Linked DNA regions of Homo sapiens: region 2 is linked to region 1. The links are chromatin loops, found by intact Hi-C in ENCODE. Cell type or tissue: Caco-2. All regions are shown on one strand. Links, peaks and the distances in the headings refer to the core of each region. The heading gives the core; the rest is flanking DNA.

Region 1 (9,471 bases), core at 1,472-9,471:
TGAGGCCCTATCTATACAAAAAAAAATTAGCTTAACACGGTGGTGCATGTCTGTAGTCCTAGTTATTTGGGAGGCTGAGGTGAGAGGATTTCCTGAGCACAGGAGACTGAGGTTGCAGTGAGCCAAGGTCTTGCCACTGAACTCCAGCCTGGGCAACAGAGAAAGAAAAGAAAGAAAAGAAAGAAAAGAAAGAAAGAAAGAAAGAAAGAAAGAAAGAAAGAAAGAAAGAAAGAAAGAAAGGAAGGAAGGAAGGAAGGAAGGAAGAAAAGAAGGTAGGAAGGAAGGTAGGAAGGAAGAAAAGAAAGAAAGAAAGAAAGGAAGAAAGAAAGAAAGAAAGAAAGAAAGAAATAAAGAAAGAAAGAAAGAGGGAGGGAGGGAGGGAAAGAAAGAAAGAAAGAGAGAGGAAAGAAAGAAAGAGAGGAAAGAAAGGAAAAGAAAGAAAGAAAGAAAGAGAGAGAAGAAGGAAGGAAGGGAAAGAAAAGAAAAGAAGGAAGGAAAGAAAGAAAGAAATTAAGAAAGGAAGGAAGGAAAGAAAGAGAGACAGAAAGAAAGAAAGAAAGACAGAAGGGAGGGAGGGAGGGAAGAAGGAAGGAAGGAAGGAAGGAAGGAAGGAAGTAAGGAAGGAAGGAAGGAAGGAAGGAAGGAAGGAAGGAAGGAAGGAAGGAAGGAATCCCCAGGGACTATTATGAATATCTCCATGCACACAAACTGGAAATTTTTGAAGAAATTGATAAATTCCTGGAAACACACAACCTTCCAAAACTGGATCAGGAATTGAAACCCTGAACAGACCAAGATCAAGCTCCCAAATTGAATCTGTAGTAAGAAACCTACCAACAAAAAGGAGCCCTGAACCTGATGGACTCACAGCTGAATTCTGCCAGACATAGAAGAATTCTACAAAGAGCTGGTACCTATTCTTATTCTACTGAAACTATTTTAAAACACATTCTACATAGCCAGCATCATTCTCATACCAAAATCTGGCAAAGACACACACAAAAAAGAAAACTATAGGCAGATATCCCTGATGAACATAGATTCAAAAATCCTCCACAAAATGCTAGTGAACCAAATCCAACAGCACATCAAAAAGTTAATTCACCACGATCAAGTATGGTTTATTCCTGGAATGCAGGGTTGGTTCAACATGTGGAAATTAATAAATGTCATTCACCATACAAAAAAAATTAAAAACAAAAACCATATGATTATCTGTATAGATGCAGAAAAAGCTTTCAATAAAATCCAGCATCTCCTCATGATTAAAAGCCCTCAACAACCTAGGCATTGAAGGAACATACCTCAATAATAAGAGCCATCTATGACAAACCCACAACCAACATCATGCTGCATGGGTAAAACCTGGAAACATTCCCCTTGAGAACTTGAACAACACAAGGATACCCACTCTCACCACTCCTATTCAACATAGTACTGGACGTCCTAGCCAGAGCAATAAGGCAAGAGAAATAAATTAAAGACATCAAAATAGGAAAAGAAGTCAAATGATTTTTCTTTGCCGATGATACAATTCTATACCTAGAAAATGCTCACAACTCCACCAAAAGGCTCCTAGAACTGATAAGCAACTTCAGTAAAGTTGCAGGATACAAAATCAGTGTACAAAAATCAGTAGCACTTCTATACACCAATACTCCAGCTGACAGCCAAAGCAAGAACACGTCCCATTTACAGTAGCCACACACACACACACACAAACACACACACAAAATACCTAGGAATACATTTAATCAAGGAGGTGAAAGATGTCTACAAGGAGAACTACAAAACACTGCTGAAAGAAATCGTAGATGATATTAAAAAATGGAAAACCATTCCATGCTCATGGATTGGAAGAATCAATATCATTAAAATGCCATACTGCCCAAAGCAAGATAGAGTCAACACTATTCCTAAGAAACTACCAAGATCATTTCTCACTGAAATAGAAAAAAGTATTCTAAAATTCATATGGAACCAAAAAAGAGTCTAAATAGCCAAGGCCACCCTAAGCAAAACAAAGCTGGAGGCATCACATTACCCAACTTCAAACTATACTACAGGGCTACAGTAACCAAACAGCACAGTGCTGGTATAAAAATAGACAAATAGACCAGTGGAACAGAATAGGGAACACAGAGATAAAGCTATGCACCTACAACTGCCTGATCTTTGACAGAGCTGACAAAAACAAGCAATGAGGAAAAAAACTCCCTATTTAACAAATGGTAATGAGATAACTGGCTAGTCACATGCAGAAGATTGAAACTGGACCCTTACCTTTCACCATACACAAAAATTAACTCTAGATGAATTAAAGACTTAAATGTATGACCACAAATTATTAAAATCCCAGAAGAAAACCTAGGGAATATTATTCTGGACATCAGCGTTGTCAAACAATTTATGACTAAGTCCTCAGAAGCAATTCAGTGAAAACAAAAAATGACATTGGGACCTAGTTAAACTAAAGAGCTTCCACACAGCAAAATAAACGATCAACAGAGTAAACAGGCTATCAACAGAGTGAACAGACAAGCTACAGAACGAGAGGGAATATTCACAAACTGTGCATCTGACAAAGGGCTAATATCTGGAATCTATAAGGAACAATTAAACAAGCAAAAATCAAATAACCCCATTTAAAAGTGGGAAAAGGACATGAACAAATACTTCTCAGAAGAAGATATACAAGCAGCCAACAAACATGAAAAACAGGCTCAACATCACTGATCTTTAGAGAGACGCAAATTAAAACCACAATGAGATACCGCCTCACACCAGTCAGAATGACTTTTGATAAAAAGTCCAAAAATTACAGATGTTGGTGAGGTTGTGGAGAAAAGGGAACACGTATACACTATTGGCAGAAATGTAAATTAGTTCAGCCACTGTGGAAAGCATTTTGGAGATTTCTCAAAGAGCTTTAAATAGAACCTCCATTCAGCCCAGCAATCCCATTACTAGGTATATATCCAAAATAAATCGTTCTACCAAAAAGACATATGCACTTGTATGTTTATCAAAGTGTTATTCAGAGAAGCAAAGACAGAATCAACCTAGGTACCCATCAGTGGTGGATTGGATAAAGAAAATGTGGTACATACACCCCATGGAATACTACACAGCCATAAAAAAGAAAGAAATCATGTTCTTTGCAGCAACGTGGATAGAGCTGGAGGCCATTATCCTAAGCAAACTAACACAGGAACAGAAAACCAAATATCACATGTTCTCACTTATAAGTGGGAGCTAAACATTGAGGACACAATAGACATGGGGGACTACTAGAGGCAGGAGGGAAGGAGGGGAACTAGGACCCAAAACTACCTATGCTCAGTACCTTGGTGATGGGATCACTCAAACACCAAACGTCAGCATCACACAATATATCCAGGTAACAAACCTGCACATGTACCCACTGAAGCTAAAATAAAAGTTGAAATTAAAAAATAAAACAATGCATCTCTGTCCCTAATAATGCATATGCCAATTCTGTCTAAATGGAGCCATACAATTTAAATTCCTAATAAAGTCCATTAAATCTTCCTGCCCTTCTCTAGCTCCCCTCTGTTCCTCAGTTTATGCTCCCTCACTCTTAAAACTCCCCCCTGGCCAGGCATGGAGGCTCACACCTGTAATCCCAGCACTTTGGGAGGCCAAGGCGGGTGGATCACCTGAGGTCAGGAGTTCGAGACCACCCTGGCCAACATGGTGAAACCCCAACTCTACTAAAAATATAAAAATTAGCTGGGCATGGTGGCACACACCTGTAATCCCAGCTACTCAGGAGGCTCAGGCGGAGGTTGCAGTGAGCCGAGATCCCTCCACCACACTCCAGCCTGGGTGACAGAGCGAGACTCCATCTAAAACAAAACAAAACAAAACAAAAAACTTCCCTCCCATCCAATCTTGGCTTCTTGCTGCTTTTCAGCCATCTCTTTTGCTTTGTGCACTGCCAAAGTCTAAAACTAAAGCTTTTAACAAAAAGCTATCACAATGACCTCCTAACTAGTTTCTCTTCTGATTTTTCTCCTCTCTAATCTTTTTACGATATCACTAGGATTGTCTTCTTGCTCTTAAAAACAAATCAAAAACCACTTGAAATAGGTAATATTAAGGAAATATGATTCATTATGTAAGCTGTAATAATGGTGTTGTGGTTACATAAAAAGATATTCTCAGTTGAGGCTACATCTTGAGTGTTTATAAGTGCAATGATTCAATATCTGGAATTTACTTTAACATACTTCAGGAAAAGCTGGGCACCCAGGCTCACACATATAGACCCAGGTCCTAGAGAGGTGGAGGCAGGAGGACTGCTTGAGGCCAGGAGTTGGAGACCAGCCTGGACAACATAGCAAGACCCTGTCTCAACAGCAACAAAAATTTAGCCAGGTGTGGTGATGTGCACCTGTAGTCCCAGCTACTCAGGAGGCTGAGGCAGGAGGATCACTGGAGCCCAGGAATTTGAGGCTGCAGTGAGCTATGATCATGCCACTACACTCCAGTCTAGGTGACACAGCAAGATCCCGTCTCTAAAACAATTAATGATTAAAAATTTTAAAAATTAAAAATAATCCAGGAAATAAAAAGTAGGAGGAATAAATGAAAAAAAAAGTTTTCAAATGTTTAAGATGATTGAAGTGGTCATTATGGAGACATACTTTCAGTCATATCTTCCCATGAGTCTCCACACTTCAGTCATTCCAGCCTTCTGCAGACCTTACGAAAGTGCCCACATGGCCCGGCCTGGGAGCCTTTGCTCATACTGCTCCCATTGAAAACGCTTCCTGGCACCTCCACTCACTGAACCCTGCCCATTTTTGCAAGCTCTACTCAAACACTATTTCCTCCTTTCCAGATTGTCACAGTCATTTGTATCAGTACCATCACCCTTTGCATTTCTGCATGGTTAGTTAACTGTGTGATCCTTCTGCCCTATGAAATTCCTAGATCCTGTAAGACAGGAGCCACGCCTTAGCCGCTCTCATAGTCCTTTGATCTGTCCACAGTGATCAATGTCCTGTCTAGCACATAATAGGTACTTGACACATTTTTGTTCCATTGAACCCTACAGTGAATGAGTTCCTTTGTAAAGTGAAGAGCCACGTCATAACAAACAATTATAATGATGACTGACACTTGTATAGCTCTTAACTGTGTTCAAGGCTATATTTGAAATGCTTTACAAAGACTGACTCTTTACAATAACCCTATGAGATAGGTATGATTATTCCCGTTTTACGGACAAGGAAACTGATGCCCAGAGAGATGCAGCAATGTGCCCAAGGTCATAGCTAATAAATAATACAAACTCAGTCTGTCTGGCCTCAAAGACTGTACTCTTAACCACAGTGTACACTGTCTCACCTGCCGTACAGTGTAACAACGTGCACTGCCTGCAGAAATATTCGGTACATACCGATTGGTTGATTGGCTGCTTAGTTTCCTGTAATAAGTATCTACATCTTCTGTTTTGTAAGTGCCGTTTCTGAATAACACCTTATAAATGAATTACCCTTAAATATTCATTCTGTGTGCACATTTTGTATCAGAATCAATCTATAATAACAGTTACACGACTATGTTTTTGGAAAGGAAAAACTACTTCATTGCCTCTAGTGATATTGGGTGTGTATTTATTTAATACCACTGCAATAAAGCCCCCGTATTGTATTATTATTCTAGTACGACGTAGTCCTTTACATCCGCCGACTGCATATTTCATCAGCCCGCAGCGTGAGGCGCTGTTTTACCTTCAAGTTCCTGGTCCCTGGCTTAGCTCAAGTCACTTCCATCAGCTGGAAACAGGCGAGCACCTCACGCCATCTAGCGGAGACACACTTTGAAGACCGCTTCAAGGGATTTGCTTAATTATGGGAGTCTCATAGGGGCACCATCCAACAGCCACATGAAAGTAACAACAGACACTGAGTAAAACCAGAATGTTTCCCCCAATAAGTGGCTGCTCTAAAATTATTTTCCCAAACTCTCCCAGGTTGCTGCCCCTTGTTCCTGAGTCCACACAGCAGCTTCCTACGGAAAACACCCTCTGTGATTCTAGAAGAGCGCACTCTCCTCATCCATTGACCACAAAGACTTACTTTCTACACGATGTGAGGAAGGAAAACACCCTCTGTGATTCTAGAAGAGCGCACTCTCCTCATCCATTGACCACAAAGACTTACTTTCTACACGATGTGAGGAAGGGGCTCCCGGCAGAGTCAGGGTCACTGCCTGGTGCCTCCGGAGAGGCTGCAAGTTGTCATGGAAAGCACAAATGTCTGTGGGATCTAACAAAACTGAAGAGCTTCTGCACAGCAAAAGAAACTATCATCAGAGTGAACAGACAGCCTGCAGAATGGGAGAAAAATTTTGCAATCTATCCATCTGACAAATATCTAACATTCAACAACTACAAGGTACTTAAACAAATTTACAAGAAAAAAAACTCCATTAAAAAGTGGGCAAAGGACATGAACAGACACTTCTTAAAAAAAGACATACATGCGGTCAACAAACATATGAAAAAAGCTCAACATCACTGACGATTAGATAAATGCAAATCAAAACCACAATGAGATATCATCTCACACCAGTCAGAATGGCAATTATTAAAAAGTCAAAAAAACGGCAGGGCACAGTGGCTCACACCTTTAATCCTAGCATTTTGGGAGGCTTAGGCAGGAGGATCATTTGAGGTCAGGAGTTCGAGACCAGCCTGAGCAACATAGTGAAACCCACTCTCTACTAAAAATACAAAAATTAGTCGGGCCTGGTGGCACATGCCTGTAATCCCAGCTACTTGGGAGTCTGAGGCTGAGGCACTCCCAACTGGGTGACAGAGTTAGACTCTGTCTCAAAAAGAAAAAAAGAAAAAAACTCAAAAAAACGACAGATGCTGTTGAGGTTGTGGAGAAAAAGGAAAGCTTTTACACTGCTGGTGGGAGTGTAAATTAGTTCAACCACTGTAGAAGACAGTGTGACGATTCCTCAAAGACCTGGAGGCAGAAATACCATTTGACCCAGCAGTCCCATTACTTGGTATATACCCAAAGGAATATAAATAATTCTATTATAAAGAAACATGCACGTGTATGTTCATTGCAGCACTATTCACAATAGCAAAGACATGGAATCAACCTAAATACCCATCAATGATAGGCTAGATAAAGAAAGTATGGTACATATACACCATGGAATACTATGCAGCCATAAAAAGGAACAAAATCATGTCCTTTGCAGGGATGTGGATGGAACTGGAGGCCATTGTCCTCAGCAAACTAACGCAGGAACGGAAAACCAAATGCTGCATGTTCTCACTCATAAGTAGGAGCTGAATGATGAGAACACATGGACACATGGCCGGGAGAACAACACACACACGGGTCTGTTGGAGGGTGGGGGATGGGAGGAGGGAGCACATCAGGAAGAATAGCTAATGGATGCTGGGCTTAATACCTAGGTGATGGGATGATCTGTATAGTAAACCACTATGGCACATGTTTACTTACGTAACAAACCTGCACATCCTGCACATGTACCCCTGAACTTAAAATAAAAGTTGAAAAAAAAGAAAGTATAAATATGTGATGCATAGTGACCCTTCCTCAGCTAAAGCCACTCACCTTTGTTATCTATGCAAATGCTATTTGAATGTGCTAATCTGAGCTTGGCAGCAAGTTCAAGGGCCTCCCCAAGATTCTTGCAATTTCTGGGGCTTATTCTAATGGTCACTTTGACTTTCTTTCATGTTCAACTCCCAACCTCAGCACTCTCCTTCAGTGGCTGCTGTTATCCTATACCAAGATCTGGTTTCCTTCTACTTCCAGGCACAGGGAAGATTGCAATCCCCCACCCTCTTGAAATTAAGCATGGCCATGCGCCTTGTGGTGGCCAATGAACTACAAATGAAAACGCCATGCAACACTTCCAGGTAGAAGCATTCAACCCATGTGCTCCTCCATGTTTCCCTGCTCCCTGCCACATGCCTTGCCTCTTTCAGCCTGGGCCACTGGAGTGAGGGCCACACAGAGCAGAGCCCTTGGCCCAACAAAAATGGATAAGGAGTATGTCCAAGAAAAAGCAAGCTTTTGTTGTTTAAGCCACTGAGATTTGGGGATTGTTTGTTACCAGGACATAGCCTAGCCTATGCTGACTAATACACTTCCCAAAGTAATTCTCTCTGTGTGTGTCTTGCCTGCACAGATAGAGCCATGGAATATGACTCTCTTGTTTTTTAATTCTCCAAAATACTACTCACTAAAGACATCTTGGAATATAGGAAGCATTTTTTAATTAGGCATTATTCATTCTTGCTTTTAAAGATTTTTTTGCCCACCATTCTCATTGCCAAAACAACCCTTCCACACTCCTTTTGTCTCTTCTACCCTCAACTCCTACAGCACACAAAACATTTTAGCAATTCCTTTGTCTTTTTGTCTCCTCTTGAACCAATTGTTCTCAACTGTGTCAGATCTAATGTCCTGTTTTTTATAATAAATATTTTGACACTACCTCTGCTACCCCAAAAATAAAATTAATAGATAATGTACCTTATCTAGACACATGATTTTAAAAATTGAATATAAATTTTTAATTGTAATATAAAGGAGGACATGTCCATAATAAAATATGATTTTTAATAGTCACATACTTGGGCATAACCACAGGAGAAGACATTATGAAGGAGTCGGATGGTTACCAACAAATACGGATCACCATGCCTGCAACACTACAAATTCAGACTAACAGAGATATGGGGTATGGGTTACTCATGTACCCTAAGAGCAACAGTGGCAACTGTGATGTTACTTTTTTCAAGTGGTGAACATTTCTTGATTCAAAGTACAATTAACCTTGATTTACTCAGTCTTTGCATTCCCTCAAAATTCAATGTATATGCTATAGATTGCATGTTTGTGTCTTCCCAAAATTCCCATGTTGAAACCTTACTCCCAGTGGAATGATACTAGATGGGGTTTTGGAAAGGTGATTATGTTTAGGTGAGTTCAGGAGGATTAAATCCTCATGATGGGATTACTGTAATCCCAGCACCTTGGGAGGCTGAGGCAGGCAGATCACGAGGTCAGGAGATCGAGACCATCCCGGCTAACACAGTGAAACCCCATCTCCACTAAAAATACAAAAAAATTAGCCGAGCTTGGTGACAGGCACCTGTAGTCCCAGCTACTCGGGAGGCTGAAGCAGGAGAATGGCATGAACCCGGGAGGCGGAGCTTCCTGTGAGCAGAGATTGCACCATTGCACTCCAGCCTGGGTGACAGAGCAAGACTCCATCTCAAAAAAAAAAAGAAGAAGAAAAAGAAAAAGACACTAGCTCTTGCTTTCTCCACCATGTGAGGATGCAACCAGCAGGCAGCCATCTGCAAGCTGGGAAGGGAGCCCCCACCAGATCCCAGATCTGCCAGCACTTTGATCTTGGACTTCCCAGCCTCCAGAGCTG
Region 2 (9,436 bases), core at 1-8,000, 130 kb after region 1:
GGCTGGAGTGCAGTGACTCGATCATAGCTCGCCGTAGCCTCAAACTCCTGGGCTCAAGTTATCTTCTGGCCTCTGCCTCCTGAGTAGCTGGGGCTAATTTCTTTATATATATATATATATATATATATATATATATATATTTTTTTTTTTTTTTTTTTTTTTTTTTTTTGTAGAGATGGGGGTTTCACTATGCTGCTAGGGCTTGTCTTGAACTCCTGGCCTCAAGCCATCTACCTGCCTTGGCCTCTCAAAGTATTGAGATTAAAGGCATGAGCCACTGTGCCCCACCAAGTCAATGACTTCTGTGATGCTGGGTTCCCAATAAGTAGATGACACAGGGTGGAGACTGGGGTTTCTCCACTTACATCACTCCCAGGGACCCACCTGGGAAATTGTTCTTCCTGTCCTGCCACTCTGGGTTCTCCAGGTTTACAGATCCCATTTCCAAAAGGGGGAATGCTTTCACCAGAGGACCTAGCAGGAGTCCCACTGAAACATTAGCTACAGTTGCTGCCTGGGCACTTCCACTGAGACTGCAGCTAAGAGAGGAGTCATCTTTAGGAGGGGGATGGGCTCCTATTACAGAGTGGGAGGCAAGGTGGAGTGTTTGGTTTCCACATGGTCTGTTTGGGTGCCTCTTGCCCAATTTTGGGTATTCTCTTCCCCAGTTCTGATGGTACAAGGACGAGTTCAGCAGCCACAGTCTGAAAAGGGCCTGGAAACCAGGGGCTCAGACCTGCACATGAGGGTCTGCATCATGCCACCAAATAAGCTACTGAGACCAGAAGTGAGAGAAATGTAGGCCTGAGGAGGAGAATACTGAGTATCAGCTGAGGCCTGGCTGCAGCAGTCGGGGCTCTAATTTGTCTCCTGACCTTCCTCTTTAATGTTTTCCCCAGGGAAAGGGCCCCCTCCAGAATCCTGGAGGAGCTGTTCCTCAAACCAAGAAGTGTCTCTGAGGGTAAAATAGATGAACTGTGATGAATGCTCTAATCCACTGCTCAGAGCCCCCTCAGGACTGAAGGACTTCAGCTGTCCTTGGAATTGAATGGACTCAGCTGCAGTGTTCCTTTGCCTGAGAGCACACACCCTTTCCCAGGTAGCCCTCATGCAGTGACCTGTTCCTATGGGAATATAAAGGTCCAGTCTTCTTGTTTGGATTCAGGGAAGCTCTGAAGGGCCACTCCAGCTTCTGCACACTATGGCATTGGCTTGGCTGAGGCTTTCTTGCCAAGGAATTCACTGCACCCTGGCTTTCACTCCTTCCCCCAAGTCCCAGGAGGATCCCTCAATGAACTTTCTGCAGGCTCATCTCTATTTCAGAGTTGACTTCCTGGGGAACCAAGCCTGTGACATATGGTCTTGTGTATAGTTATGTGGGGGAATGTTCTTGTTTTGGGGTGATACATGTCGAGGTGTGGTGGGGTTAAGTGTCATGAAGTTTGCAGCTTATTTTCAAACTGCTGGAAAAAAAATACCTGCGTGCATATATAAATACAAAATATATAGTAAATTGGCAAAATGTTAACAATTGGTGAATCTAGTTGAAGTGTACACGTGAGTCTATGATTTTGTTTCAACTTTTCTGTAGGTTTGAAATTTTCCGAAATAAAATCCCCTCCCCTATACACAGAAAGGCAAATGAAGAGGAACAAACACCCAGGGTGGCGGCGGTAGCGGGACAGATTTGTGAAATCCAAGGCGCAAGAGAGTTTCAATGTTACAGAAGCGTTCAACATTATCAAATAGCTACAAAATAATCAAGTACGGCTAGGACTGAAAAATGTCTCATAGATTTAGCAACACAATGTTCCTGATAACTTGGGGACAGAGTGTCCAGGGAGTAAATGCAGGCACCTTGCCCTTTAGTACCTTGCTTCTCTGCAGATCGTCATTTAGCTGAAGAACCATAATTTCAGTTCTATTATTGAGTTTCCCAGACTTTGAAAAATGTGAATATCATGTTCAAAGTTCTGGAATAGTCCCTGTCGGAGGAATATAGAGCCACTCATAAACTCGCAATTTATTGGAGGAGCACATAAACTAAATACACTGTGATAAGTACAGAAGGGCATATTTAAGAAACCGCATAGTTCAGCCACTACAATCGGGCGACCTGCAGGCTGAATCTAGACTAACCGTGGGATCAGTTTGGCTTTTGAGATGTGTTCCCAATTCTGTATTTAAAAATCAAGATATTTATCCCTAAATCCGATTTCTGGCAATACTTGGATGGAGCTGGGAGAAGGCTCTGGGGTAGGCAACCGTTCCCAGGACACTCGGCCTGCGACACCGGTTTAAGGCTCGGTTTGGCCTCTGTAGGCAGCCGAGGTCCCCATCCCCCGATAGGTCACAGCCGCGATGCTCAAATCGCACACTATAGCCCACAGGCAGCTTACCTGTTTTTTTTAAAAAAAAAAAAAAAAAAAAAGTTTTATTGGAACCAGGGCTGGGATTAGAATGACATGAGTGAGTCAGGAGTTTATGGCATGGATTTGGATTTTTTTAAAAAAACTGTTAAAATATTATCGATCTTGATGACTGAGTTTTTTGAGGCCCCCATTAATTTGGCACAGAGTCCTCCTAGTTCCTGCCCTATTGCGAAGGGCTTTGAAGGGCATGCGGAACAGCTTGGACTTTATTTAATCTTTGCAGTGGCAAGCAGCTCAATACACAGATTTTTAGCTGAGGCAACACCAGCGCAGGTCTGCGTTTGGCGAGCTCCGTAAGTTCCCACGCCCCAAACTTCTCTCTAGCACATAACTCTCTAATATGACTAACGTTATTAGTGCTAACTCTCTAACCTGTCAATGTCGTATCCCAGATCCCTCGTTTGCCTCTAAAACACTGGCGTTTTCGTCACCGCTGTCCCCCAGGTGAGCGCCCCAGCACCTGCCGCCCTGGGCGCCTCCTCCACCTGCGCGCCCCACGCCCGCTTCCGGCCGGCTTCCAGGCCTCAGAGGCGATCCCGAGGAATCGTTCCGCTCCCAAGGGGCGGAGCTTTCTCATCGCCGCGCTCGGCATTCGGCTTATGCTGCCTCGCCCCGGCGGCCGTCCAGCGGGAGGCGGAGCGAGTCCAAAATGGCGGCTCTCAGGCTGGCGCGCTCCGTGCTGCTGGGGCTTTGAGGTGGTCGCCGGGGGTCCGGGGGACCCTTTCCCCGCCGCGGAAGCCCTAGAGGATGAATCGGGGACCCTGCTAAGGTCTGGCGGCGGGGCTGGAGAGCAGTGGCAGCAAGGGCTGCGGTGGCGTCCACGCAGCGGGATGTGCGAGAGTTACTCCAGGTCGTTGTTGAGGGTCTCGGTGGCGCAGATCTGCCAGGCGCTGGGCTGGGACTCGGTGCAGCTCAGCGCCTGCCACCTCCTCACGGACGTGCTGCAGCGCTATCTGCAGCAGCTGGGCCGGGGCTGCCATCGGTACTCTGAGCTCTGTGAGTACCGGGCTGGGTGCGGGAGGGCTGCCCCGGCAAGTCAAGGGTGACACCTTCGCTCTCCCTGTCCCTCCGCGTCCCCGGGGTGTGCATCCCGCACCCCGCCTCGAGATCTGCTGTTTCCTCGGCCTCCCACGTCCCTGGGCTTCCACTGCCGCTCCAAACTCTAGTCATCCTTCGGGTGCCTCTTCCTTATCCGCTAACTTCCCGCCACCAGCCCGGGAGTCGGGTCTTCGCTCCCAGCTCCACACCCTCCTACCGCTCCTCCGCTCTGAATTGTGTCTGGATCTCTCTCATTGTCTCCTGTTTGCTGCGGGTAGATCCACCCCCAGCGTGCCCTACACCCTCTTTTACCTCGGTCCTTTTTCTCCCTTGCCCGCAAACTACTACAACTAGTTGTCACAGGCGCTCCGTCTACCGGCCGTTTCTTACAAGACTGGCCATTCCTGGGCTCCTAACTACATAGACTCGTTGACAGCTCTGCTCCGTTAGGGACACTGCCTCGTCTTTCTGTATCTGTTCGTTTCGTGAACGACATCTCCATTTACTGTTTTTCCAAGGCTGACTTTGTCAGTTTCGCTGATTAGATGTACTTTCACTTACGTCTCGGTTACCAGTGAGATGTCAGTGGCTATCGAAGTAGGATAGAGGGACCGTGGGCAGTTGACAAGATTCTCCAGGTAATCTGGGCTACAGTACTTATGAGTTTTAAATGAATGTCTGGTAATATCTATAGCTAGTGGTATTTAATAATTTAATGGAAGGAATGGAATATTTTAATAGAAGCTCCACATTATCTTGTTGATGTGAAGCATTGTATGTGTGTTTGTTGAGGAGAGGAAACTACCACTCATTTTAGTTTCAAGTCATGATGTTTAAGGTGGTGAGCTGGAGAACTGAATGAAGTGTTTCATAGGATATTTTGTTTTGTTAAAGTGGTTCCTATACTGGAAAATTGAGACTCACAGACACACGCTGTATTTCTTAGGCCCCAAGTTTCGTTCCCGCTTCCACAGGGCTGCCAAAATAATCTGTCCATAGCACAGATCTGATCCTGTCATTATTCTTAAAAACATTTTAACTATACTTCGTTGGTTACAGGCTAAAAATCGAAACTCTTAGCAGTACACAGTTCCCTTTGTGAGCTAGCATTTTGCTTACCTTTTGCCAGCCTGCCATGCTAATCTGCGACCACGCTGAGCTACCTGCCTTTTCCAAAATGTTTTAAGCTGTCCATTCCTACATGCGTGCTGTTTCTTACCTAGAGTGTCCTTTGCCCGTGGCCCACCAATAGTATTACTTTTATTTTCAGATGCACTTATCACTTGCTCTAGGGAACTCATGTTATCTGCTTTCATAATTCTGTGCATATTTCTTTTATATTATTTGTCATCTTGTTTTGTAATCACCTGTGTATGTCTCTTTCCCCTCTCCAGGAGAAAAATTGATTATATTTGTATTCTGTAACCTGTAGGGCCATTATATAATAGGCACCTGAGAAATATTTGTTGAATAAATGAATGAACTGATAAACCACTACCCTAAAAGCCACTTATTGACTTTACATATTGAGTTCCAAAAATGTATATGTTTTGAATGCTTGATTTCACTGATACTTCTATTACTCTTCTTCTTTTGAGACAGGGTCTCACTCTGTCGCCGAGCGTGGAGTGCAGTGGTGCGATCTTAGCTCTCTATAGCCTCGAACTTCAGGGCTCAAGTGATCCTCCCGCCTCAGCCTTCCAAGTAGCTGGGACTACAGGGATACGCCACCATGCCTGGCTAATCTTTTTATTTTTTGTAGAGATGTGGTCTGGTTATATTGCTCAGGCTTGTGTCAAACTCCTGGGCTCAAGTGATCCTCCTGCCTCAGCATTTCAAAGTGCTGGGATTACAGGCATGAGCCACCATGCCCAGCTCACTGATACATCTGAATGTGGAACCACAAAGTAATATGCGTGCATTTTTATCTTGAAAGTACATCACCAGCTGACTACTCTTCTGGCTTTTGTTTCTTTTTCCTCTGGCCTCCGCTGCAGTGGTCCTTGAGTATACCGTTAGTGATAGGCTAGGCTAGGCTAGGCTAGGCATAGTCCAGATTATGTTTGCTACCATGTATCTTTAGATATTCAAAATGTCTCCTGAATACATAGTTACCTTTACTGCCATTTATACAAAACAGAAGGGAGCTGCCACTCTATGTGACTAGGTATTCCAAAGTCATCCAGGGGTCACTGCAGCTCTTCAGTGTAAACCTTGTTCCTAATTACCAAGTTTCCGTAGCCAGTTTCTTGGTTTCAGTGAGAATGAGATTGTCAGGTTCATTATTCCCACGTAATTTGGTGACTTTTTTTTAATGCTAATTTTGGTATACTTATTAGATATTTTTAGATTCTTTTTTCTATACCAGCCTTATTCTAAAATCAAATTCTGTAGCTCCAGGTTACCACTATGGAATCTTGTATTCCACCCCTTTAAATCCTTTCTGTTGTTTTAACAAACACTTACTGAGCATCACTTACGAACCAACCCCTGTACTAGGCATTGGAGACATAAAATTACTAAGATACAATCCCTGACCATAAGGTGTGTTCAAGAGTTCCAGAATGTCAGGAAACAACAAACTGATGGTGTTTGTTTCTTCTAAAAGAAATGTTCTCAAGTTAAAGCAAGTATTAGAAGTTACCATTAATTCAAATAATGAACAAATAATGAACTTAAGAATTGCCTTAGGGTAACAATGTCTCCAAGCATTCAAGGGCAGATGTCTCTGTCGGTGTCACATTATATGTTAAATATGTTGGCATGTACTGAAAGCAGGTGCTAAATCTTTCAGACTGACTCTTCAACACTAGTACTGTAATATTTTTTTGCATGGTACAGGGAGTAAATGTAAAAGGGATAAGAGGAGAGATGGCTGTAGGCTATAGATTCTGGGGTAGGATTACTTCACAGAAAAGATAAGATTTGAGTTGAGCTGTGAAGTATGGTTGTATAAAGGTATAGAGTATTCCAGCTTAGAGAATCACATAAACTAAGCTGTCCAGGTGAGATTAAGCATAATAAAAGTACCAGTAAGGTGTTCAGCTCCCTATGCAGCTAGTTCATTCCAAGGGTGTCTGAGTAAAATGTTCAACAGAGTGAGATCAGGTTATGGAAGGACTTGAAAGCTAGACAAAAGAATTAAAACATGTAGTAGAAAACATTGCATACTCCTAAGTAGGGGAATAGTATGATTAAAGTGGTATTTTAAGAAAATTGTACTGACAGTGATGTGCATAAGAGATTGAAGTGGGCAGAACTTGAGACTATACTGAGATAGTGACAGTAAGAATAGAGAGAAAGGAAAAAAATCTGAAATCATGGTTAAAAAAAAAAAAAAAAGGTGGCCGAAGGGGACGGGGACAGGGTTAGAAACTACCAGGTTTTGGTTTGAGGCTGCAAAGCATATGGAGGAATTTAAGATTATTATATTTTTTAGACTGAGAGAGTAATAATAGCTTTAATAGGAATAGAAGAGATGAAATGCCTGTTTACATTCAGTAAGAAGAAGAGTATTCGTTTTATTTATTTTCTTTTTTTAATGCATCACAGAAGTAACCCATACTTATAGAAAAAAAAAATCAAAGACTGCAGAAGTATGTGGAGTTAGAAGTCAGTCTCCTGCTTCCACCACAGCCCTCGCCTCTACTGCAGCTTCCACCCCTCGAACTGTTAACCATTGGCTGAATATCCTTCCAGAGGTTTCTGTATGCATTACTACACATGCGTCCAATTCTAGCAATATTTGGATTCTTTTTCATTTTACAGTGTGATTTAATTTCAGACATACTGAGTTTGAAGTGATCAAATTTCAGGATTTCAGTTAAAAAGTCAGGATTTCAGTTAAATCCTTTAGGCTATTGAAAATCAGAAAATGGAATTTTCATAGACATTTTTAAAGATGTAGAGACCTTAAGCTCTGCTAAGAATAGGCATAAGAAAAACTTGCTTTTGTAAAGAAAAAAATCTCTATATCTAACTTTTTATCTCTGTTTTATGTGGTGTTTTCTAATTACATTTGAAAATTTATAGATAAATTATCTTTATGGCTAGGCATGTTGGTGGTGCACTGGTAGTCCCAGCTACTCAGAAGGTGAAGGTAGGAGGATGGCTTGAGCCTGGGAAGGTAAGGTTGCAGTGAGCCATGATTGCCCTTCTGCACTCCAGCCTGGGCAGCAGAGTGAGACCCTGTCTCAAAAAACGAACAAAAACCAAACTTTTATGATCTAAGCCTTCTTTGTAAATATTCTTAGATTTTAAAAATTGATTTAATGGTATAATTCATTCAATAGGTATTTATTGAGTGCCAGCTATGTGCCAGCCACTGTTTAAGATTCTGCAGATGCATCAGGGAACAACAGAGGAAATGTAACCAACATTGACTTTGTCAGCACAGCACACTACTTATTTGATGATTAAAAAAAAAAAAAAGGCCAGGCACATTGGCTCATGCCTGTTATCCCACCACTTTGGGAGGCAGAGGCAGGAGGATTGATTGAGGCCAGGAGTTCAAAACCAGCCTGAGCAACATAGCAAGAACTCATCTCTACAAAATTAAAAAAAAAAAAATTACCCAGGCATGGTGGCATGTGCTTATAGTCCCAGCTACTCAGGAGACTGAGAGGGGAAGATCGCTTGAGCCTAGAAGTTTGAGGCAGCAAGGAGCTGTGATCATACCACTGCACTTCAGCCTGGGCAACAAGCAAGATGCCATCTCTTTTTTTTTTTTTTTTCTGAGATGGAGTCTTGCTCTGTTGCCCAGGCTAGAGTGTAGTGGCACGATCTCGGCTCACTGCAACCTCCGCCTCCTGGGTTTGAGCAGTTCTCCTGCCTCAGTCCCCTGAGTAGCTGGGATTACAGGCCTGCGCCACCACGCCCGGCTAATTTTTGTATTTTTAGTAGAGACGGGGTTTCACCGTGTTGACCAGGTTGGTCTCGAACCCTTGACCTTGTGATCCGCCCACCTCGGCCTCTCAGTGCTGGGATTACAGGCGTGAGCCATCGCGCCCAGCTAAGATGCCATCTCTTAAAAAAAAAAAAAAAGACAAAACACTATTTTATTATTATTATTTTTGGGGCATTTTCTGTGTGTCAGGTGCTGTTCCAGATGCTTTTGATCATCTGTAAACTACTTTGAAATTTGTTCTATAATAGCTAATCATGAATGTGGTTTTTCTGTGGTGTTCTGGCTAGTTGTCTGATTATATTTAAACTTGACTTTAATAATCAGCTTAAACATGATTCTGTGATACTCTTTAAAATCTATTAAATTCTTTCCAATAACTAGGTTAAAATGTTTGATTCTGAGCTGCATATTTACTTACTACTTTTTCTTAATATTTAAAAATATATTCGTGGGATTTCTTCAAATAATTTGATTTGCTTTTCACTTTGTTTCAGATGGCCGAACAGACCCAATTTTGGATGATGTTGGTGAAGCTTTCCAGCTGATGGGGGTTAGTCTACATGAACTAGAAGACTATATTCACAACATTGAGCCTGTCACCTTCCCACACCAAATTCCGTCATTTCCTGTTAGCAAGAACAATGTACTTCAGTTTCCTCAACCTGGAAGTAAAGATGCAGAGGAAAGAAAAGAATACATTCCTGATTACCTGCCACCCATTGTGTCTTCTCAAGAAGGTTTGTGAGTGTTTCTTCTTCATATGTTAGTGATTATTTTAATGGATTTTTAATCCTCTTAGCTTTCCATGCTATGTCAACTTTATAAATTCTGGAAACACAATAGAAACATTTACTGTTACTTACAAATTATTCTAACCCTTAAACCAACAAACTTGCAACTGACATTACCAAGCCGAGTCACGGTGTAATCAAGGTCATGTCTGAAGCATTTATCTCCTTTGTAAAGTTCAAGTAGAGGAAAACAGTGAAGCCAAAGAGAAGCCTTTCAACAGCCCTATTATATGAGAATGGGATATTAGGTAAATTAGAAAACATTTGAA

The links. Peaks named below come from ENCODE experiments on the same cell type or tissue, not always from the same donor. Only the 100,000 strongest peaks of a DNase experiment are listed, where the experiment ranks them.
Region 2: a loop joins it to region 1, with 3.0 times the contacts of the local background. A loop is called at or near these places in 4 of 110 quality-filtered maps.

What each region holds. Positions count from the first base shown.
Region 1 is chr10:7,681,648-7,691,118 of GRCh38, forward strand. No RefSeq gene overlaps it. Among named protein-coding and RNA genes, the nearest start is that of ITIH2, 17 kb to the right of the region's middle. RefSeq lists an enhancer at 5,599-5,893 and a silencer at 5,799-5,848. In Caco-2, for the core only: a CTCF peak has its summit at 5,814 (motif pointing left); DNase peaks (open chromatin) are centred at 4,974 and 5,804.
Region 2 is chr10:7,815,448-7,824,883 of GRCh38, forward strand. TAF3 (TATA-box binding protein associated factor 3) reads left to right here and starts at 3,058. Exons shown (of 7, transcript NM_031923.4): 1 at 3,058-3,428; 2 at 8,871-9,113. The coding sequence starts at 3,263. LOC105376392 (a long non-coding RNA gene) reads right to left here and starts at 2,916. Exons shown (of 3, transcript XR_001747356.1): 1 at 2,805-2,916. RefSeq lists enhancers at 2,734-3,252, 3,065-3,124, 3,253-3,770. In Caco-2, for the core only: a CTCF peak has its summit at 3,737; DNase peaks (open chromatin) are centred at 2,320, 2,984, 3,405 and 3,844; H3K4me3 peaks cover 2,900 bases.